2 separate regions of the Homo sapiens genome follow, and region 1 is linked to region 2. The links are chromatin loops, found by intact Hi-C in ENCODE. Cell type or tissue: GM12878. All regions are shown on one strand. Each heading gives the region's core, and the rest is flanking DNA. Links, peaks and the distances in the headings are about the cores only.

The links. A loop is a pair of places that touch in the nucleus more often than their neighbours do. Peaks named below come from ENCODE experiments on the same cell type or tissue, not always from the same donor. Only the 100,000 strongest peaks of a DNase experiment are listed, where the experiment ranks them.
Region 1: it touches region 2 in a loop (4-fold over the local background); 2 of 110 quality-filtered maps call a loop at or near these places.

What each region holds. Positions count from the first base shown.
Region 1 is chr7:100,444,682-100,457,517 of GRCh38, forward strand. It overlaps TSC22D4-C7ORF61 (TSC22D4-C7orf61 readthrough), which reads right to left. Exons shown (of 6, transcript NM_001395846.1): 6 at 11,939-12,304. The coding sequence ends at 12,071. SPACDR (sperm acrosome developmental regulator) reads right to left here. Exons shown (of 3, transcript NM_001004323.3): 3 at 11,939-12,304. The coding sequence ends at 12,071. Among named protein-coding and RNA genes, the nearest start is that of SPACDR, 13 kb to the right of the region's middle. RefSeq lists a cis regulatory region at 1-490, enhancers at 1-521, 432-591, 1,795-2,295 and silencers at 6,109-6,208, 12,421-12,583. In GM12878, for the core only: a CTCF peak has its summit at 5,953 (motif pointing left); no DNase peak of the experiment used is centred there; H3K4me3 peaks cover 925 bases; H3K27ac peaks cover 753 bases.
Region 2 is chr7:100,368,157-100,378,831 of GRCh38, forward strand. It overlaps PILRA (paired immunoglobin like type 2 receptor alpha), which reads left to right and starts at 5,331. Exons shown (of 7, transcript NM_013439.3): 1 at 5,331-5,564; 2 at 5,888-6,277. The coding sequence starts at 5,501. RefSeq lists enhancers at 2,248-2,999, 6,003-6,062. In GM12878, for the core only: a CTCF peak has its summit at 5,860 (motif pointing right); a DNase peak (open chromatin) is centred at 6,003; H3K4me3 peaks cover 2,175 bases; H3K27ac peaks cover 1,197 bases.

The sequences.
Region 1 (12,836 bases), core at 2,666-10,665, 77 kb after region 2:
TCTGGGACATCCTGCCCTTTTCCCGTGTTCATTGTTTCTGCAGCAGATGAGCAGGATGTCGGGGATGCTGGGAAATGAAAGGCCCCTGGTCTCTCTGCCGGTAGGCTCTGAGGCAGGGGGTTCAGACCCTCTCGCCTCGGGCTCCTGCTGGCTGGCCCCACACGTGCCCCCTCCAGCCCCAGCCCTGCTCAGTGGAGAAAACAGATAAGGCAGGAAATGTGGCCCCAGTTCTAGGAAGCTCAGAGTCCCAGGAGGCAGAAGACATGCCTCTCACCCGCTCACTGACACCTGCTATTTGCTGGGGCCTGGGAGTGGCATGGACAGCTCTGAGTGGGGCCAGCTTTCACCCTCCCAGGGTGCAGCATGAACTCTAACATCCAGGCCAGGCCAGGCTCCAGGAAAGAGGATGCAAAACTTCATGCAGCCTGTGCAGATTAAACACCAGCCCCAGCTCTGTGAAGGGTAGGTCAGCTCAGCCTGGAGGATGGGAAGGCTTCCTGGAGGAAGAAGCCCTTGAAGGAAGTAGGTGGAACAGAAACTTGCTGTTCTCCTCTCTGGGAGTCTGAGACTGCCCTTTCTTTTTTTTTGAGACAGAGTCTCACTGTGTCTCCCAGGCTAGAGTGCTGGAGTGCAGTGGCACAATCTCAGCTCACTGCAACCTCTGCTTCCCAGTTCAAGTGATTCTTCTGCCCCAGTCTCCCAAGTAGCTGGGACTATATAGGTGTACGCCACCACACCTAGTTAATTTATGTATTTTTATTAGAGACAGGGTTTCGCCAAGTTGGCCAGGCTGGTCTTGAACTCCTGACCTCAGGTGATCCGCCTGCCTCAGCCTCCCAAAATCCTGGGATTACAGGTGTGAGCCACCATGCCCAGACTGCCTGCCCCTTTCTGTCTCTGTCTCAGGCCAGTTCAGGTCTGAGCAGGGCAGTTTTGCTCAGCTTCACTGACCAGGTGAGTGTTGCTCACGATGCCCTCCAGACCCTTTGCCTTCCTCTAGATTTTTTTTTTTTCAAGTTTTATTTTTTTCTTGGAGACAGGGTCTCGCTCTGTCACCCAGGCTGGAGTGCAGTGGCACGATCATGGCTCACTGCAGCCTTGACCTCTGGGGATTAAGCGATCCTCCCACCTCAGCCTCCTGAGTAGCTTGGGACTACAGGCACATGCCACCACACCCAGGTAATTTTTTTTTTTTTTTTTTTTTTTTTGTAGAGGCAGGGTCTTGCCATGTTACCCGGGCTGGTCTCAAACTCCTGGGCTCAAGCAATCCTCTGACCTGGCCTTCCAAAATGCTGGGATTGCAGGCTGGGCCTGCCTTCCTCTAGAGGGCAATGGGTACCATAGCTCACACCTGTAATCCCAGCACTTAAGAGAGCCCAAGGAAGAAGGATCACTTGAGGCCAGGAGTTTGAAACCAGCCTGGGCAACATAGAGAGACTCTGTCTCTACAAAAATAAATAAATTAAATTAAATTTTAAAAAAGAGACTTAACCTCCCTGATGGGGCCCCACCAGCCTGGGTCATGACTCACCTCTGCTTCCCAGCAACCTCCTTCCTGATCCCCAAATCAGAATTCAGGAGGTCTAGGATGTAGTATGTGGCAATCTGTACAATTTCAGCAGTCACAGGAAACAAACACAGCTGAACCTCCCTGAGGGTCTTCCCCGAAACCTTCACCTTGGCAGTATCCCCATCTCTGGGGGGCTGGAATCAGAGGGTCTGGGGACCCACGAGGGAAGGATTTGGTCATGAAGGACTATCTTCCCCTGAGAGAGCCTCTACAGGCCCAGAGAGTTGCCAAGGGAAACAAGGGCAGAGGCAGGAGGAGAGAGGTCAGGTGGTGTGAGACAGGTGGAGAGTCAGAAGCCCTGGTATGGGAGCGGGGTCCATCTGTGTGGGGAACTAGATGGGGTACCATGGTTAGGGGAGGTCTTGTTGTGTGAAGGAGCTGGTGGGGAGGGACTATGTCCAGCAAGGCCCATTCAGTGGCCTCAGACCTCATAAGCTCCGGGGGTGGCCACACAGTTGGTCAGCCATCATGATCCGCAAGTGTCGAGTTGCCATGGCAGCCAGGAAGCATGCATGCTCAAGAAGCTGAGGCTGGGATGGCCAGGCATGGTGGCTGACGCCTATAATCCCAGCACTTTGGGAGGCTGAGGCGGGCGGATCACAAGGTCAGGAGATCGAGACCATCCTGGCTAACACGGTGAAACCCCATCTCTACTAAAAAATACCAAAAAATTAGCTGGGCATGGTGGCGGGCACCTGTGGTCCCAGCTACCCAGAAGGCTGAGGCAGGAGAATGGCATGAACCCGGGAGGCAGAGCTTCCAGTGAGCCAAGATCGCGCCACTGCACCCCAGCCTGGGCGACAGAGCGAGACTACGTCTCCAAAAAAAAAAAAAAAAAAAAAGAAGAGAGAGGAAAAAAAAAAAAGAAGCTGAGGCTGGAGCCGGGTGTGGTGGCTCACACCTGTAATTCCAGCACTTTGGGAGGCCAAGGCGGGCGGATCACGAGGTCAGGAGATCGAGACTATCCTGGCTAACACAGTGAAACCCTGTCTCTACTAAAAATACAAAAAAATTAGCCGGGCGTGGTGGTGGGCGCCTGTAGTCCCAGCTACTCGGGAGGCTGAGGCAGGAGAATTGCTTGAATCCAGGAGGCAGAGGTTGCAGTGATCCGAGATCGCGCCACTGCACTCCAGCCTGGCAACAGAGCAAGACTCTCTCTCAAAAAAAAAAAAAAAAAAAAGCTGAGGCCTTTGACACTGAGCTTCAGGAGACTGAAGACTAGGCTGAGGCTGGTGTGGTGGCTCATACCTGTTATCCCAATGCTTTGGGAGGCTGACCTGGGAGGATCACTTGAGGCCAGCAGTTCAAGACCAGCCTGGGCAACACAGTGAGACCCCGTCTCAAAAAAGAAGAAAAGAGCCAGGCGTGGTGGCTCACACCTGTAATCCCAGCACTTCGGAAGGCTGACGTGGGCACATCACCTGAGGTCGGGAGTTCAAGATCAGCCTGACCAACATGGAGAAACCCCATCTCTACTAAAAATACAAAATTAGCCCATTGTGATGGCGCATGCCTGTAATCCCAGCTACTTGGGAGGCCGAGGCAGGAGAATCGCTTGAACCCAGGAGGTGGAGGTTGTGGTGAGCCGAGATTGCACCATTGCACTCCAGCCTGGGCAACAAGAGTGAAATGCCGTCTCAAGGAAAAAAAAAAAAAAGAAGAAAAGAAGCTTAAGGCCAGGCACGGTGGCTCACGCCTTTAATCCCAACACTTTGGGAGGCTGAGGCAGGCAGATCACTTGAGCTCAAGAGTTCGAGACCAGCCCCATCTCTTCCAAAAATACAGAAAATTAGCCAGGCTTGATGGCACATGCCTGTAGTCCCAGCTACCTGGGAGGCTGAGATGGGAGGATCGCTTGACCCCGGGAAGCAGAAGTTGCAGGGAGCTGTGATTGCACCACTGCACTCCAGCCTGGGTGACATGCAAGACACTGTCTCAAAAATAAAATAAATTATGGCCGGGCGTGGTGGCTCACGCCTGTAATCCCAGCACTCTAGGAGGCAGAGGCGGATGGATCACCTGAGGTCAGGAGTTCGAGACCAGCCTAACCAATATGGTGAAACCCCATCTCTGCTAAAAATACAAACATTAGCCAGGTGTGGTGGCGTGCGCCTGTAGTCCCAGCTACTCAGGAGGGTGAGATAGGAGAATCGCTTGAACCTGGGAGGCAGAGGTTGCAGTGAGTCAAGATTTCACCACTGCACTCCAGCCTGGGCGACAGAGTGAGACTCTGTCTCAAAAAAAATAAATAAAAATAAATAAAATAAATAAGGCCGGGCCCGGTGGCTCATGCCTGTAATCCCAGCACTTTGGGAGGCTAACTAAGGTGGTAGATCACCTGAGATCAGGAGTTTGAGACCAGCCTTGCCAACATGGTGAAACCCCGTCTCCACTAAAAATACAAAAATTAGCGGAGTGTGGTGGCAGATGCCTGTAATCACAGGTACTCGGGAGGCTGAGGCAGGAGAATCGCTTGAACCTGGGAGGCAGAGGTTGCAATGAGCCGAGATCACGCCACTGCACTCCAGCCTGGGCAACAAGAGCGAAACTCCTTCTCAAACAACTAAAAACAAAACAAAACAAACAAATAAATAAATATTAAAATTAAATAAAATATAGCCTAGGCTCAAAGCAGAGCCCTGAGAATCAGGGCCCAGTCCCTTCCCCACAAGTTACTACCACAGACACACCTTGCCAGTCCTTCAACCTGAGAAAAACCTCGAAATGCCCCACACTTTTTCTACTGGCCCCCAGGCTGAGGAAAGGCCAGGGCACAGGGAGTGTTTTGTAGAGATGAGGTCTGGCTATGTAGCCCAGGCTGGCTTCAAACTCCTGGGCTCAAGCGATCCTGCCACCTTGGACTCCCAAAGTGCTAGGATTACAGGTTTATTCCAAAAGTGCTAGGATTTCAGGTTATCCTGAAAACAAAGGGACGACAAGGGGTGGAGGCTGGGTTAGTTCTGGGCTAGAGGGATAGAGTGGCTGCAGGTGGAACCCGGGGGGCCGGGCAGGATGCGAACTTGGTGGGGAAGGAGGGTTTCCACACCAGTGTGTCCTGGCCAAGAATCGGATGAGGCAGGATTTGTTTTGTTGAATTTTGTTTTGTTTTGAGACAAGGTCTTGCTCTGTTAACCAGGCTGGAGTGCAGTGATGCAATCACAGCTCACTGCAGCCTCTAACTCCTGGACTCAAGCAATTCTCCCACCTCAGCCTCCCAAGTAGCTGGGACTTTTAGGTGCATGGCACTATGGCCAGTTAATTTAATTATTATTTATTTTTTCTTTTCTTTTCTTTTCTTTTTTTTTTTTTTTGAGACGGAGTCTCATTCTGTTGCCCAGGCGGAGTGCAGTGGCGCAATCTCGGCTCACTGTAACCTTTGCCTCCCGGTTTCAAGCGATTCTCCTGCCTCAGCCTCCTTAGTAGCTGCGATTACAGGCGCCCACTACCATGCCCGGCTGATTTTTGTATTTTTAGTAGAGACAGGGTTTCACCATGTTGGCCAGGTTGGTCAGGAACTCCTGATCTCAGGTGATCCACCCTCCTCCGCCTCCCAAAGTGCTGGGATTACCGGCGTGAGCTACCGCACCCGGCCTAAAATTATTTTTTTTAGAAATAGGGTCTCATGGTTGGGCGCAGTGGCTCACGCCTGTAACCCCAGCACTTTGGGAGGCCAAAGCAGGTGGATTATTTAAGGTCAGGAGTTCCAGACCAGCCTGGCCAACATGGTGAAACCCCATCTCTCTACTAAAAATACAAAAAAATGAGCTGGGCGTGGTGGCACATGCCTGTAATCTCAGCTACTCGGGAGGCTGAGGCACGACAATCGCTTGAACCTGGGAGGTGGAGGTTGCAATGAGCCGAGATCGCGCCACCGCATTCCATCCTGGGCGACAGAGCAAGACTCCGTCTCAAAAAAAAAAAAAAAAGCGACAGATGGGGTCTCACTATATTGCCCAGGCTGGTCTTGAACTCCTGGGCTCAAGCAGTTCTCCCTACCTTGGCCTCCCGAAATGTCAGGATTACAGACATGAGCCATCATGCGCAGTGGAGAAGCTGTTTTCACTAGAAACTAACCGTCCCGTGGAAGCAGTGTCACCAGTGCCCATTTTATGCTCTGGAGACCCTTTAGTGTTTAAGAATCCATCCGCTAATGTCGGCTCCCCCATCGGCTAATGTCGTAGGGGTGCTGGGAGGAGCGGCAGAGCCCGCGGTCAGGGTCTCCGGGGGCTCACATAGGGAGGTCTCTCTGTTCCCGGCTATGGCCTAGAGCCCCTCTAGCAGTTCCTCCACCACCCCCATTAGGCCGTAGGGGCTTCCCCAGCCAGAGGCCAAGGGCGACGCGACCTTAACGCCGGTCCGCGCACCGCGGCGCCACCTGGAGGTCAGGACCAAGACGAGACAGGCTGTTCAAGTCCCCCAGCTTCGCCGCGGCCGCCACGCCCGACCACCCGGCCCCCGCTGGCGTCCCTAGCTGGCCCCCTACAGGTCTTACCCGCGCTTGTTGCCCCCAGACCCAGGCTTCTCCCCACCTGCACCCACCAGACTGGGAAGGTGGCCAGACTAGACCGAGGGCTGAGGCGGGAGAGACTCCGCCCCCGAGGCCCCGCCCCCTTCTGACAGCAGACGAGGCTGACGTCACTGGATTGGGCAGGTGTCCAGGTGTCCTCTCTCCAGCTGCATCTCCCCTCCTCCACCCAAGGGGAGTCCTCAGTCCCCCAGGCCAGAGTCTCCAATACCCCAAGGTGCCTTCTGTGATCTCCCCGCAGTGCAGCCTCCGGGGCACCCCCCACCCCAATAAAACTCATCTCCGGTTAAAATATCGATTCCAGCGGGCGTGGTGGCTCATGCCTGTAATCCCAACACTTTGGGAGGCCGAAGTGGTCAGATCACCCGAGGTCAAGAGTTCGAGACCAGCCTGGCCAACATGGTGAAACCCCGTCTCTACTAAAAATATAAAAATTAGCCGGGCGTGGTGGTGCACGCCTGTAATCCCAGCTACTCTGGAGGCTGAGGCAGGAGAATCGCTTGAACCCGGGAGGCGGAGGTTGCAGTGAGCCGAGATTGTGCCACTGCACTCCAGCTTGGGCAACAGAGTGAGACCCCATCTCAAAAAAAAAAAAAAAAAAAGGATTCCCAGACCCCACCTCAGTTTCTGACTTTGAGGCCAAAAATCTGGTTTTTGTTTTGTTTTGTCTTGTCTGGTTTGAGACAGGCTCTCGCTCTGTTGCCCAGGCTGGAGTGCAGCGGCATCATCATGGTTCACTGCAGCCTCAAACTCCTGGGCTCAAGCCATCCTCCACCTCAGCCTCCCGAGCAGCTGGGACCACAGGCACATACCACCACCACCAGCAGCTACTTTTCTTTTTTGTCTGTTTGTTTTGTAGAGATGGGGTCTGGCTATGTAGCCCAGGCTGGCCTCAAACTCCTGGGCTCAAGTGATCCTGCCACCTTGGACTCCCAAAGTGCTAAGATTACAGGCATGAGCCACCACACCCAGTTGGAATCTGTGGGTTTTTTTTTTTTTTTCAGACGGAGTCTTGCTCTGCTGCCCAGGCTGGAGTGCAGTGGCTTGATCTCGGCTCACTGCAACCTCTGCCTCCCAGGTTCAAGCGATTCTCCTGCCTCAGCCTCCCAGATAGGTGAGATTACAGGCACCTGCCATCATGCCCAGCTAATTTTTATATTTTTGTAGAGACAGGGTTTCACCATGTTGACCAGGCTGGTCTTGAACTCCTGACCTCAGGTGATCCACCCGCCTTGGCCTCCCAAAGTGCTGAGATTACAGGCGTGAGCCACCGTTCATGGCCTGGAATCTGTGTTTTTTTTTTCTTATTTTATTTTTTGTTTTTGTTTTATTTTTTTGAGACAGAGTCTCGCCCTGTCACCGGGCTGGAGTGCAGTGGTGCAATCTCCACTCACTACAACCTCTACCTCCCGGGTTCAAGCAATTCTCCTGCCTCAGCCTCCCAAGTAGCTGGGACTACAGGTGAGTGCCGCCACGCCTGGCTAATTTTTCGTATTTTTAGTAGAGACGGGGTTTCACTGCGTTAGCCAGAATGGTCTCCATCTCCTGACCTCGTGATCCACCTGCCTCAGCCTCCCAAAGTGCTGGGATTACAGGTGTGAGCCACCATGCCCGGCCTGGAATCTGTGTTTTTAACAAGCTCTCAGGAGATTGTGATATGTCCTAAGCTTCAGAATCCCAACAGTCTACATTCCCATGCAGTGTGGCAGTGATTCCCAAACTTCAGCAGGCGTGTTCAAACAGATTGCTGGCCCCCATCCTAGGGTTTTTGATTCAGTAGGTCTGCGGTGCAGGGCCTGGAGTTTGAATTTCTACTACTCTCTGGGGAATGCGATGCTCTGGTCCAGGACCACACTCTAATAACTATTTCATTTATTTTCCTTTTTTTTTTTTCTTGAGACAGAGCCTTGCTTTTGAGACAGAGATTCAGACAGGTTAATTCACTTGCTGAAGGTCACACAGCCAGGAAAGGCAGAATTTGAACCTGGTCTTTGTGAGCCCAAAGGCTGGGCTGGTTCTGTCTCCGGCAACTGCTAGTTAGCACCTCCCAGGAACTTACCTTGTTTCTGCAGGTTAACTCAACACTCCCTGAAGCCTGAGGAAGTTTGTTATTTTTATTTTTATTTTTTGAAGACAGAGTCTGATTCTATCGCCCAGGCTGGAGTTCAGTGGCGTGATCTCAGCTCACTGCAACCTCTGCCTCCCAGGTTCAAGCAATTCTCCTGTCTCAGCCTCCCGAGTAGCTGGGATGACAGGTGCGCGCCACCATGCCCAGCTAATTTTTTTTTCTTTTTTTGAGATGGAGTCTCACTCTGTCACCCAGACCAGAGTGCAGTGGCAAGATCTCAGCTCACTGCAAGCTCCGCCTCCCAGGTTGACACCATTCTCCTGCCTCAGCCTTCCAAGTAGCTAGGGCTACAGGTGCCGGCTACCACGCCCAGCTAATTTTTTGTATTTTTAGTAGAGACGGGGTTTCACCGTGTTAGCCAGGATGGTCTCGATCTCCTGACCTCGTGATCCTCCCACCTCGGCCTCCCAAAGTGCTGGGATTACAGGCGTGAGCCACCATGCCCAGCCAATTTTTGTATTTTTAGTAGAGGGTTTCGTCATGTTAGCCAGGCTGGTCTCGAACTCCTGACGTCAGGTGATCCACCCACCTCAGCCTCCCAAAGTGCTGGGATTACAGGTGTGAGCCACTGTGCCCAGCCATCAAGTCATCATTTTATTTAAGGAGCTTGAGTCTCAGTGAAGGAAAGTGACTCTCAAAAATCACCAAGTGCCTGCGATCCCAGCCCTTTGGGAGGCAGAAGCAGGAGGATTGACCAGGAGATGGAGGCTATAGTGAGCTATGATTGTGCCACTGTCCTCCTGTCTGGCCAACTGAGCGAGACTCTGTCTCAAAAATAAATAAAAAATAAAAATAAGAGTCGTACAGCAAAGTAGTAGCAATATTGAGACTAGGACCAAGGTCTCTTGACTCCGCATCAAGGGCTCCTCCTACTACTTCCTGCACATGGTATTCTTTATCACTTCCAAAATGACATTCCTAGCTGGGTGCAGTGGTTCACACCTGTAATCCCAGCACTTTGGGAGGCCGAGGTAGGAGGATTGCTTGAGGCCAGGAGTTTGAGACCAGACTGGGCAACATAGCTAGAACCCATCGCCACAAATATTAAAAAAGAATTAGCTGGGCATGGTGGCATACACCTGTAGTTTCAGCTATTCGGGAGGCTGTGGTGGGAGGATCGCTTGAGTCCAGGAGTTGGAGGCTGCAGTGAGCCATGATTGCGCCACTGCCCTCCAGCCTGGGCAACAGAGCCAGACCCTGTCTCTAAAAAACAAAAACCACTGGCCGGGTGCAGTGGCTCACGCCTGTAATCCTAGCACTTCGGGGAGCTGAGACAGGTGGATCATCTGAGGTCAGGAGTGCAAGACCAGCCTGGACAACATGGTGAGACCCTGTCTCTACTAAAAATACAAAAGTTAGCCGGGTGTGGCCAGGCGCGGTGGCTCATGCCTGTAATCCCAGCACTTTGGGAGGCCAAGGCAGGCGGATCACGAGGTCAGGAGATCAAGACGATCCTGGCTAACATGGTGAAACCCCGTTCTCTACTAAAAATACGAAAAAAAATTAGCCGGGCGTGGTGGCATGTACCTGTAATCCCAGCTACTCAGGAGGCTGAGGCAGGAGAATGGTGTGAACCCGGGAGGCGGAGCTTGCCGTCAGCGGAGATCATGCCACTGCACTACAGCCTGGGTGACAGAGTGAGACTCTGTCTCAAAAAAAAAAAAAAAAAAACCAAAAAACAAAAACGGTTACATGGGTGTGGTGGCAAGCACCTGTAATCCCAGCTACTCCAGAGGCTGAGGCAGGAGAACCACTTGAACCCCACGGGCGGAGGTTGCAATGAGCCGAGATCACACCACTGCACTCCAGCCTTGGCGATAGAGTGAGACTCCATCTCAAAAAAACACACAAAAAAACTGTCATCAAGAGGCAGCTTCCTTCTGCCCACCCCTTTCCTTCCTCTCCCACAAGTCTGCCTGTGCCTGCTCAGCCAAGCCTAGACAGGGCTCCAGATCTGGGGAAGGAGAGAGTGATGGGATGTGCCTTGGTTGCTGGCTGAACCCACCTTCCTTAATTTCCCTTCCACTCCCAAGAGCTGAAGAAGCCAAAGACAAACGAGAGCAGTATTCCTTTCCACAAGCCCACAGCGTCAAGCCTGGATGAGCTCCTGGGCCTGTAGCTACTTGCAAGGCTATTTTACCAGTGACCCTCAGAGGCCCAGCTTCGTCCTACTCTCCCCTCCCCTCCTCTCACTGAAACCTCAGGTCCCCAGCGATGAGGAGCTCATCTCTAAAGACTCGGAGGGGCTGATCCCGGATGTTAGACAGCTAGGTACTACTCCAAACCTCAGGACCCATTAAATCTCAGGGCTTCCTGGGACTCAGATCCTGCACCAACACCATTCACCCCCAGAAGGGTTCCTGGCAGATAATAGAGACGTGATGAATAATTGGTGATTGAAAACTCCAGACATGAGCTGCTCTTTATTAGTCTGTTTTGAGGCCCCGCCTGAAAACCTGAAAGCAGGCTTTGACTTTAGGCTTCACTCAGGACTGATTCCCAGTGAAGTCACTTAACTCATGTGTTGAACACCTGCTGTGTAACATGTGCAGAATGAAAGCTACATGACCTTTCTTTTCTCTTTCTTTTTTTTTTTTTTTCTGAGATAGAGTCTCACTCTGTTGCCCAGGCTGGAGTGCACTGGTGCAATCTCACCTCATTGCAACCTCTGCCTCCCGGGTTCAAATTATTCTGTCTCAGCCTCCCAAGTAGCTGGGATTATAGACACATGCCACCACACCCAGCTAATTTTTTGTATTTTTAGTAGAAACGGGGTTTCACCATGTGAAAAAGATGTTTTAAGAGATAAGGTCTTGTTATGTTGCCCAGGCTGGTCTCAAACTCCTGAGCTCAAGCAATCCTCCCGCCTCAGTCTCCCAAGGTGCTGGGATTATAGGCATGAGTCACCGTGCCCGGCCTTGCTGTTGCTTTTGTGAAACAACCCTGCTTTTTCCTGGAGAGCCACCTCTGCACCTTCATGTGGCTTGGCTACTCCGAGAGGGGACCTGAGGCTGCTGGGTCTCCCTTCTTGTTGTCTCCGTTGCCCTCCAACCTCCTTCCAAATTGCCACAGCCTCCCTCTAGGTCCTTATTCCCACGGTGCCAGGCCAAATCCCTCACCCAGCTCCTAGGCTGCAGCCTTCACCCGGCCCTGCCGTGAGCATGGTCCCTGTAGAGCCCCCTGGAGGTGTAGTTTCAGCTCTTGGTGAGGCGCGGGCAGCAGGCAGCGGGGCTGGAGTTCCTTCACAGCACGTGGATGCATCTCCCACAGCCCCCATGTGCGTCTGCAGACGCACAACTCTCCACAGCCAAGCCCATGGCAAAGCCCTTCAGCACCAGAGAGGCAGGGTAGTGGGCTACCCCTGGGAGCTGGCAGTTTCCAGCAAGGCCTCCTTTGCTGAGCCTTGGACAAGTCCCGTAATCCACCCTAAATACCTTTCTTGTAGGATCGCTAAGGACAGCAGCTGACGGGACTGGGTCCTTGGTGAATGGCAGCTGTTACCGTCCTTATAAGGAAAGGTGGAGTTACAAACAGGCATTTTGGCCCCAAGAAGGGGGTGGGACCCAGAGCAGAAACGTGCTGACCATGCTTCCCCCCAAATAGACCCACAGGTGACCCCTACTGGGATTTAGGCCCTCACCTTAGGGGTCTCTCCCTGACCCACCCAAACTCCTCTCATCCCCTCCCGCCGTCCACAAACACACTCCATACTGACTCAGAACTATCTGATATTTATTTCCCAATATTTTGATACTTGTTTTACAACTGGAATACATGGAATGAAGGGGCTGATATGGGACCCCAGGTAAGAGTGAGGTCAGGACTCTCTAAGGGTCTGGGGTTCCCCCTAGAGGGGACTTTGGGCATCCAGTTTCAGGGACTGAGCCGGGTTGGGTCGGGGGGCAGCATGGCATCGGACGTGGTGCCGTCTGTGCCTCTCCTGCCTGCGGTACAGCCGGCGCAGGTGTTTCCGAACGGCCCACAGCACCAGGTACACCTCCCACAGCAACTCAGCCTCCGGAGTCTTCAAAGGTGACTGCGTCCTCACTTGGGAGCTGACTGAGGCAGAACTCACTGATGACTGTAAGAGAAAGAGAAGATGTGCATGCGTAAATAGCTGGGTCTAGGGAGAAACTGCCGCTAGAACGACCCATAGATAAACAGCAAAGGGCTCCCTGATTCCACCTCTCCCATCAGCCCAACTCATACATCACCTCCTCCAGAAAGCCTTCTCAGGTTGCATCAAATGTTTGTCATTTCTATCCTTTTTTTTTTTTTTAATGAGACGGGGTCTTGCTATGTTGCCCAGGCTGGTCTCGAACTCCTGGGCTCAAGAGATCTTCCTGCCTTGGCTTCCCAAAGTGTTGGGGATTACAGGCGTGAGGCATCACACCTGGCCCATCAGTTCTATTCTTCTTTTTTTTGTTGTTTTGAGATGGAGTCTTGCTCTATCACCCAGGCTGGAGTACAGTGGCATGATCTCAGCTCACTGCATCCTCCACCTCCTGGGTTTAAGCGATTCTTCTGCCTCAGGCTCCTGAGTAGCTGGGATTACAGGTGCTCGCTATCACGCCCAGCTAATTTTTGTAGTTTTAGTAGAGAAGGGGTTTCAC
Region 2 (10,675 bases), core at 2,676-10,675:
GTTTGTATTTTTTAGTGGTACTGGAGTTTCACCAAGTTGTCCAGGCTGGTCTCAAACTCCTGGGCTCAAGCAATCCTCCAGCCTCAGTCTCCCAAATAGCTGCAATTACAGGCGTGAGCCACCATGCCTGGCTGAGAGGGAATCGTTAAGAAGGAGTGGGCAGGGGCAAGAACACTGTCAGAGACAGTGTGTTGGCCACGGCTACTACAGCAAATTGGCTGCTTCCTGTGATCGCACGGGTTGAGGGCTCAGTTCCACAAGGCTGCCCCAGCATCAGATGCCAGTCGCAAGCTCACGTGGTGCCTGTGCTTCTGACACAGGGCTATAAAAATTGAGGTTCCCATGATCCCCTCCTTGGGTTCAATTAATTTTCTAGAATGGTACCTAGAACTCAGGGAAGCCCTTTACTTACATGTGTCCCCTTATAAAGGATATTATAGGGCCTGGCGCCATGGCTCATGCCTGTAATCTCTGTGCTTCAGGAGGTTGAGGGGGGAGGTTCACTTGAGCACAGGAGTTTGAGACCAACCTGGGCAACATAGCGAGACCCCGTCTCAAAATAAAGATATAGGATATTACAAAGGATAGTTATGAACAGCCAGATATAAGAGATACACAGAGGGAGGCCTGGGGGAAGGGGTGCAAAGCTTCCGTGTCTTCTCTAGGCACTGCACCCTCTAGGAAGCTCCATGAGTTCAGTTATCCAGAAGCCCTCTGCATCCCTTTTGGGTTTTTATGGGCTTCATTATAAAGGCATGATTGGGCCAGGCACAGTGGCTCATGACTGTAATCCCAGCACATTTTGAGGCTGAGGTGGGAGAATCAATTGAGCCCTCAGGTGGCAACTGAGGCTGCAGTGAGTTGTGATTGCACCACTGTACTCCAGCCTGGGTGACAGAGAGAGAGCCTGTCTCAAAAAAAAAAGACAAAACAAAAAACCTGGCCAATACGGTGAAACCCCATCTCTACTGAAAATGATCGTCACCTGATCCCCACCCCTTGAAGATGCCTCCACCCTCTCCATACGCATTTGGTCAGCACTAACTGCCCTGGGTGACAGGCACACTGCACTGGGTGACAAGGACCCAAAGCTACACCAGCCAGTGCCCCAGCCCTCAAGCACCTCCCTGTGCAGAAGGAAGACAACACAGAAAAGGGAAGCATGGTTGTCACAGAGGCCCAGAGGACTGCTGGCTGATGTCACTGAATGGGGAAGTGGTTGGCCGCACAGGCCCCAAGCTCAGACCTGATGCCACAGTGGACGTTCCTGGGCCATGTGACCTCAGGCTAGGCTCAGAACCACCCTCAGGGCCTCCGTTTCTTTCTGTATAAATTGAGGACCATACAGAGATGCTGCCTACCTCCTGGGATTGTCCAGAGAGTTAAAAGCTCTTTTAAAATGCGCCTGCTGGGCCAGGCACAGTGTCTCACACCTGTAATCCCAGCACTTTGGGAGGCTGAGGCAGGCAGATCACAAGGTCAGGAGGTCGAGACCAGCCTGAACAACATAGCAAAGCTCCATCTCTACTAAAAATACAAAAAGTAGCCGGGCGGGCATGGTGGCACGTGCCTGTAATCCCAGCTACTCAGGAGGCTGAGGCAGGAGAATCACTTGAACTCAGGAAGTGGAAGTTGCAGTGAGCCGAGATTGTACCATTGCACTCCAGCCTGGGTGACAGAGCGAGACTCCGTCTCAAAAAATAAAAATAAATCAAATGCACCTGCTGGCAGGGCGCGGTGGTTCATGCCTGTAATCTCAGCAACTTTGGGAGGCCTAGGCAGGTGGATCACCTGAGGTAAGGAGTTCAAGACCAGCCTGGCCAACATGGTGAAACCCCATCTCTGCTAAAACTACAAAAATTAGGTGAGCATAGTGGTGGGCACCTGTAGTCCCAGTTACTCGGGAGGCTGAGGCAGGAGAATCGCTTGAACCTGGGAGGCAGAGGTTGCAGTGAGCCGAGATGGTGCCACTGCACTGCAGCCTGGGCGACAGAGTGAGACTCCGTCTCAAAATAATAATAATAATAAAACAAAATGCACCTGCCATTTCTTTCCATCAGGTATGGCCATGGAAATGAGGGTCATAAGGGAAGCAGTGTATCCTCACAGATCCCCAGAAACGAGAGACACAGCCATGCAGGGCCACTTGGGAAAGCACCAGGGTCCCTCAGGGAGTAGAGGAAGCCAAGGGAACACAGGGGTGAGACCCTTTGTTATGCTTTCCCTGGAAAAGGCAAGGAAGGGTATGCAGGTTTAGGATTGGCTAGTTAGAATAACGTTAGCAGGCTCTGGGGATTAGAGGCTGTCATTTGTTATTTGGTGTCTGGCCCAGGATGATGAAGGCAGAGAAATACTGCCTTCTGAAGGGTGAGAGGCAGCTAGAAGAGCTGGTTCAGTGTTGGGGCCCTGGATTAGCTGGTTTGCATATGAAAGGCACACTCAGCCAGGAGCCGTGGCTCAAGCCTGTAATCCCAGCACTTTGGGAGGCCGAGGTGGGCAGATCACAAGGTCAGGAGATGGAGACCATCTTGGCCAACGTGGTGAAACCCCGTCTCTATTAAAAATACAAAAATTAGTTGGGCATGGTGGCACGCACTTGTAATCCCAGCAACTTGGGAGGCTGAGGCAGGAGAATCGCTTGAACCCAGGGGTGGAGGTTGCAGTGAGCCGAGACCGTGCCACTGCACTCCAGCCTGGCAGCAGAGTGAGACTGTTTCAGAAAAAAAAAGGGACACTCTCAGAGGGGTCATTTGCTAGCTCTAACAACTGGCTGGCTCTGGCAGGGGCAGTCCCTCTCTCTGCTCTTGGAGGTCCAAGATGCCAGAATATCAGCAATCCAGTGGGGCTTGGTGAGGTGGCTCACACCTGTCATCCCAGCACTGAGGGAGGCCGAGGCAGGAGGATTGCTTAAGCCCAGGAACTTGAGACCAGCCTAGACAACATAGTGAGACCCCATCTCTCAAAAAAAAAAAAAAATTAGCCGTGTGTGGTGGTGTGTGCCTGTGGTCTTCACTACTTGGGAGGCTGAGGTCAGCAAATTGCTTCAGCCCAGGAGTGATGGTGATCGCGTCCCTACACTCCAGTCTGTGGACACTCTAGTACCTTGAGGACAGTACAGCCTGATTACAGAAGCTTTACAGCAAGTCTTGAAGTCAGGTATTATAAATCTTCCACCTTCATTCTTCATTTGTAAAGGCCTTTTGGCTATTCTAGGTCCTTTGAATTACTGTGAGAATATTACAGTTGGCTTGTGAACTCCACAAAGCCTATGGGATGTCGATTGGGATCAGAGGAAAGCAGGAACGGTGGGTGCCAAGGAGAGGTGAGGGGCTGGGGGCAGGGACGGATGTGGCCAGTGAGGACAGTAGGATACTTGTTGGGGGAATGTGGGGACATCCAAGCAGTGGTTCTCATAATGCGGTGCAGGGTACTTACCCCCTCCCTGCCCCTGCTCCCCACACACGACTTCCCACGCCTCTCCCATGAGCACCTGCACTAAGGGGCTGCATTTAGGCTCTGCCCACATTGGAATCATGCCCTCCTCCAGGCCCTCCTCCTCCTCTCAGAAGCCCTGTCTGTGAGAGAGCCACAGCCCCAGGCTCAGTCCCAGGTTCTGTCACTGCTGTTGGGGGAGGGAGGATGAACAAATCCAGGAGACCTCACACCATCCCAGAGCAGAAATCCTGACACAGAAGGAATCTCCCATGGGGGTTCAGCTGGATCCAGGGCCTGAAAGTGACATAAACATGCATGTTGCATCTAAGGAGACTGCACGTGGCAGCATTGGGCAGCATGTGCCCTCCAGAGCTACCCAGAGGCTGTTGGCTATAAGTTCTATGTGGCCCCCACATTGGACAGCCTGGTAAGCAGGTGACCTTTCAGCCAGGTCCTCAGGTGGGGCGGGCCACCCTCTCGAGGCCCTGCCCAGACAGCCAGGGGGTCCCTTGTCCTCTCTGCAGCCCATCTTTCCAGCTGTGACCAGTTCAGCCCAAAGCCCCCGTCCCTCAGTTTCCCTGTGGGTTGAATGGAGATAATGTGTCACCTCAGAATGTTGTGAAGCAGAGAATGAGGTGTTTAGGGCCTGGCTCAGACGGAGGGGTTTCCTGAGCATGGGGAACCTGTTTCCTCAGGCCTGTAAAGGGAGGGAGGGCGGGCCGGCCTGGCTGGCCCTGGGAAGCACAGAGGAGCCTACTAGGACCAGGGAAGAGACTAAGAGAAGGGAGGCCCGTCCCTGCCTGCTTCTGTCTCAAGAAGGCTGATGTCACTTCCTCTGATGAAATCCTGTCTTCCCCCACGGCCCCTCAACTGATGCCACCTCACCCTGGAGAGGGTGGGCAGAGCCTCCTACGGAGGGAGCCCTGTGCACCACCAAAGCTCCCTGCTCCAGTGACCACCCCCGGGCAAAGGCCGGCAGATCCCCGTTAGAGATGGGCCCAGGACTGTGTGTGGGGTGGGTGTTGCTCTGAGCCTTCACTTTCTTCTGTGTCCAAGGAAGCTTCTGGATCAGCCAAGGGCTCAGGTGTGTGGAGGGAATGACCTGAGGGGCTGTATGAAGGGACAGCCTCCTGTCCTGCACTCAGAAGTTGAGGCCCAGAGATTCCACCCTTCAGCCAGGCCCAGACATCTGGGTTGAGGGGGCTCCAGTCCTGTACCCACTACTGCAAGTCACGTGGCCTGGGGCAGGGCTTCTCAGAGCCCTGTCCCCTCCTGTGTAGGGCGGGACGTCAGAGGGGAGCCTGCAGACCCAGTCTCATGTCTTGGGGGTCAAGGGGTGGCTTCCAGAAGGACCAGTCTCTGTGTAGGGGACCATTAGCCCCCTCACCCCTTGAGCAAGGTCGTGGTGCCTGCACCGAGAGAGGGCCTGGGGCAGGAAGAGGCCAGCTGGGTCGTGGTGGTGCCTGGGGACTGCATGGGAGCCCCTGCCAGGGAGGGAGAGGGACAGAGGACAAGCTGGGGGCTCTTCTGCTTGGGCTGGGGGCTGAGCACCTGTGACCTCCACCGGCTTCCTTCTCCTCCTCTCTGAGGACTGAATCTGGGGCGCAGAAGGACAGAGATTCAGGCCTGCCTTTCCTCTCCCTGAAAGAGCCTGCGCTGGCCCTGGGCAGAGAGAAGGATGAGAAGTGAGGCTGAGTGAGGTGGGGTCTGCAGGGATCCAGGTGGGAGGGGCCCAGCCAGCCAAGGTCAGGCCCAGCCCCCCAAGGTCAGGCCCAGCCCCTCGGCAGGAGGACGGGGACCGCGGCCTTTGGGCAGGGCTGACTTGGCACTGACCACAAGGGAGGCCCTTTTGCAATAGGGGAAAATAAGCCAGATGGATAAAGGAAGTGCTGGTCACCCTGGAGGTGCACTGGTTTGGGGAAGGCTCCTGGCCCCCACAGCCCTCTTCGGAGCCTGAGCCCGGCTCTCCTCACTCACCTCAACCCCCAGGCGGCCCCTCCACAGGGCCCCTCTCCTGCCTGGACGGCTCTGCTGGTCTCCCCGTCCCCTGGAGAAGAACAAGGCCATGGGTCGGCCCCTGCTGCTGCCCCTACTGCCCTTGCTGCTGCCGCCAGCATTTCTGCAGCCTAGTGAGTACCCAGGACCACCCAGATGTGGGCTCTGCCCAAACCACAGGAGGGGCCAACCCGAGACAAAGGTGGGACATCTTGGGGAGGGCCCAGGCTCCCACCACCAGGAAACAAGGGCGGGTCCCACAGGGGCGGGTGACCCCATCCTCTCCCCCTCCTCCCTCCCCCATGCCTGAAGAGTGGGAGACCCAGGCCAGAGGTCAGTCCAGCCACCTGTCACACGACTGCCTGTGGGTGAAGGTGCGGGAGGGTCTGGGGTCACCCTCTTTGTGTCTTGAGGTGGTTTCAAGGTCTCTCCCCTACTCACTCCCTCCCTCCTCTAGGTGGCTCCACAGGATCTGGTCCAAGCTACCTTTATGGGGTCACTCAACCAAAACACCTCTCAGCCTCCATGGGTGGCTCTGTGGAAATCCCCTTCTCCTTCTATTACCCCTGGGAGTTAGCCACAGCTCCCGACGTGAGAATATCCTGGAGACGGGGCCACTTCCACAGGCAGTCCTTCTACAGCACAAGGCCGCCTTCCATTCACAAGGATTATGTGAACCGGCTCTTTCTGAACTGGACAGAGGGTCAGAAGAGCGGCTTCCTCAGGATCTCCAACCTGCAGAAGCAGGACCAGTCTGTGTATTTCTGCCGAGTTGAGCTGGACACACGGAGCTCAGGGAGGCAGCAGTGGCAGTCCATCGAGGGGACCAAACTCTCCATCACCCAGGGTGAGTCCAGCTGCCCTGGCACCCGCTTTGCCCACCGCAGTGAGGCTTTTATGATCACTGGTGACATCGTCCCCAGCACCTCAGACCCCACTTCTTCTGACGACCCCTAAGTTCTCTCTTTGGCCCCTAACACTTCCTCAGGCCTTTGCCACCTCTCCCCTTTTCTCTTCCCCTTGTCTCCACAACTGATCTGCTTTCCCCAACCATCCCCCTCACTGTCCCCTCCAGATCCAGCCCCGCCCCCACTCCTCAGGCCTCAGCAGCTGCTGGACCCTCTAATTATCCTTCATTCTTTCTCCAAAATGAGGCTCCAGCCTGGCCTCTCCCCATAACCTCCAGGCCGATTCGATCTCTCCAGGATGTGGCTCACCCGCTCTTTGTCATGTGTCTCTGTGTGGAGTCCCCGTTAGTGCCTCAGGGTGGGCCCCATACCTTGCATCTCTCACAGTCAGGAGCTCATTCAGGAACCCCCAGCAGGTGCCCAGTGGCTGGCCCTGGGAGCCCTGCAGTCCCTGGGTCAAGCCCTATCACCTGGGTTCCCATCTGCCCACTTCCTTCTCCCCCTCTGCTTCCCAGAAGTGTCCTTCAGCTCCTCCCTGACCTGTCTCGCCTCTTCTCTCGTGTATCATATCCCTCTCTTCCTGCATCCATCCTTTACCCTCCTCACTTCTCCCTGGCCCCTGCAGCCCCCACTTTCCCTGACAAGCCCCTGGGTTCTTCCAGCCGTGCTCTCCCTGTCCTCCACTCTGGTCTTGCTACTCTGTCCTTCCCAACACTAAGGGATGTGTCTGCAGAAGCAAGAGCAGCAGCCCCCATTCATTGAGGCACCATGGCATGGCCCTGGCAAATCGCTTCGTGTGCATTGCCCTAGTGAACCCTCACCAAGACTCCACAATAACAAGAGGAACTGCTATTCTCTTCAGTTTACAGACAGGGAAATTGAGGCTAACAGAGCCTATATATCTGTGCCCAACATCACACTAGTGGTGCAGATGGGATTTGGTAGGGATGGTGAGGGATGGGCATGGTGGCTGACGCCTGTAATCACAACACTTTGGGAGGCCAAGGTGGGTGGATCACTTGAGGTCAGGAGTTCGAGACCAGCCTGGCCAACATGGTGAAACCCCGTCTCTACTAAACATACAAAAATTAGCCAGGTGTGGTGGCGCATGCCTGTAATCCTAGCTACTCGGGAGGCTGAGGCAGGAGAATCACTTGAACCGGGGAGGTGGAGGTTGAGGTGAGCTGAGATCGAGCAACTGCACTCCAGCCTGGGTGACAAAGTGAGACTCCGCCTCAAACAAACAAACAAACAAACAAACAAACACAATGAAAGGGATGGTGAGCTGCAGAGCTTTCTCACCTAACCTCTAGCTACAGGGCTTCGCCTATTGAGTTGACCATAGTGTTCGCCTTGACCTACTTTTGAACCTAGTGATGGGATGTGTTGCACTAATAGATCTTCTGTTTTATTCAGAAAGGGCGTCGGGGAAATTTGAGCCTGGGTTTATCTGTCTCCAGATCAGTGGGGTGAGGGGAGTTTCTCCCAGGCCCAGGCAGGAAGGGGGTGCATTGTCTGTAGAAAATGTTTTAGGAAACTAATCTTTGGCCAGGTGGGTTTGTTTTTTCTAATCACTTGCACTGGCAATCCTAAACAATGCCAGGGATAAATTACTCTTCCCTGCAGGGACCTGCAGGGACGGACACTCTCGCTGCCTGCGCCCTGGTAAACCACTGCACCATCTTAACCACTGTGTTGGTTTTGGAGCAGATGGAAAGTGGCTCCATAATCTAAATGAAGCAAGACAGCCTTGAACTTTGATTTCCTACATATTTCCTTAAATGGCCTTTTTTGAGAGATTTGGGTTTTTCTCAGGCCTTCTCTTCCTCTTTCCTTAATTCCTGCTTGCTTTTCTCACCTCTCTGCATAGGTCAGATTTGTTGTTTTTTTCACTAATAAATTGTATTTTCAATTAATTCAATTAGTTGAATATTCATGCTTATTATAAAAAACAAAATTCAGGAAAGTAATAAAAAGAGAAAAAAGTGTTTTTTTTTTTTTTTTTTGAGACAAAATCTCTCTCTGTCACCCAGGCTGGAGTGCAATGGCATGATCTTGGCTCACTCCAGCCTCCACCTCCCAGGTTCAAGCGATTCTCCCGCTCAGCCTCCAAGTAGCTAGAATTACAGGCACCCACCATCATGCCAGGCTAACACAGGGTTTCACCATGTTAGCCAGGCTGCTCTCGAACTCCTGACCTCAGATGATCTGCCCAGCTTGGCCTCCCAAAGTGCTGGGATTACAGGTGTGAGCCACCTTGCTCTGCCTTTTTTTTTTTTTTTTTTTTTTTTTGAGACAAGAGTCTCGCTCTGTCACCCAGGCTGGAGTGTGATCATGGCTTACTGCAGTGTCGACCTCCCAGGCTCAAGTGATTCTCTTGCCTCAGCCTCCCAAATAGCTGGGACTACAAGCACGCACCACCACACCTGGCTAATATTTGTATTTTTTTTGTAGTCATGGGATTTTGCTATGTTGCCCAGGCTGGTCTCAAACTCCTGAGCTCAAGTGATCCACCTACCTTGGCCTCCCAAAGTGCTAGGATACAGGCATGAGCCACTGTGTCTGGCAAAAAAATTTTTTAATCCAGCTGAAGTACCATCATGCTAAGATGCAACAAACTAAAGGAATATTTGTAGCAGATATAACTAAGTTTGTTGTTGGCTTATTAATGTTTTTTACATAATTTTACTTTTGTAACCAAACCTAATTGTGTTCTTCTTTGTCACTTTTCTATTTCTTTTTTTTTTTTTTTTTTTTTTTTTTTGAGATGGAGTCTTGCTGTGTCTTCCAGGCTGGAGTGCAGTGGCATGATCTCGGCTCGCTGCAAACTCCGCCTCCCAGGTTCATGCCGTTCTCCTGCCTCAGCCTCCCGAGTAGCTGGGACTACAGGTGCCCGCCACCGTGCCCGACTAATTTTTTTGTATTTTTAGTAGAGACGGGGTTTCACCGTGTTAGCCAGGATGGTCTCGATCTCCTGACGTCGTGATCTGCCCGCCTCGGCCTCCCAAAGTGCTGGGATTACAGGCTTCAGCCAACACGCCTGGCCTTTTCTGTTTTATTTCTAAGCACAAAAATCCCTATTTCCACTATAGGTTGAAAATATTGGCCAGACACAGTGGCTCATGCCTGCAGTCCTGGCTACTCAGGAAGCTGAGACAGAATTGCTTGAACCCGGGAGTCAGAGGAGGTTTCAGTGAGCCAAGATCGCATCACTGCACTCCAGCCTGAGTGACAGAGCAAGGCTTCTTAATTTAAAAAAAAATTTGTATGTAGTGATAATTTATTTTGGTATATGGCATAAACAACTAAATTGATCTTTATATGAAATAATATAATCAGTTGTCCCAACCCCATTTATTGCATTTTTATCTGCTTCTCTATTGATACATTAGGCCTGGTTTTAAAATTATTTTTGTAGAAAAGCATCTGTTTCTGGTCAGTCGATTCTGTTTCACTGATCTGTCTTTTCTTACATCAGCACACAGGTTTAGTGATTGTAACTTTATCACATTTCAATGCCTAAGACTATTTTCATCTCAAACGTATTACTCCTTCCTCAAAAACTTTTTTAGGCTTGGTGCAGTGGCTTCATGCCTGTAATCCCAGCACTTTGGGAGGCTGAGGCACGAAGATGACTTGAGCCCAAGAGTTTGAGACTTAACATGGGCAACATAGTGAGACCCCCATCTCTAAAAAAAAAAAAAAAAATTAGCCAGTTGTGGTAGTGCACACCTATGGTCCCAGCTACTCAGGAGGCTGAGACAGGAGGATCGCTTGAGGCCAGGAGGTTGGGGCTGCAATGAGCTGTGATTTCGCAACTGCACTCCAGCCTGAGTGGCAGAGCAAGACCCTGTCTTAAAAAACAAAGCAAAACAAAAAATATTTTTCTGTTGTTGCCTGCCTGTTCCTTCCCCAATGTTAGAATAAGTTTATCCAGTTTAGGAAAAACAAAAACAAAAACAAAAAACACAACACTCTTTTAAGTCAGTTGCATTAAACCTATTATGCAATTGACAGAAACTGAAATCAGGCTAATACACAATCTTCCCATCCAGGAACAAGGTCCTATTTTATATCCCTCAGTAAATCTTGGTAGTATTCTGCCAAACATCATATAAATGTCTCATAAGATTGTTTAACTGTCTGTAGTGAGCTGAGATCATGCAACTGCACTCCAGCCTGGGTGACAGAGCCAGATCCTGTCTCAGGAAAAAAAAGAAAAAAGATTTTTTTACCCTCCATATTTCCTCGTTATTAATATGCAAGATTACTTTATGAATCCTTAATAATTGTCATTGTAAAAGTAATGCATAGGCAGCCAGGCGTGGTGGCTCACA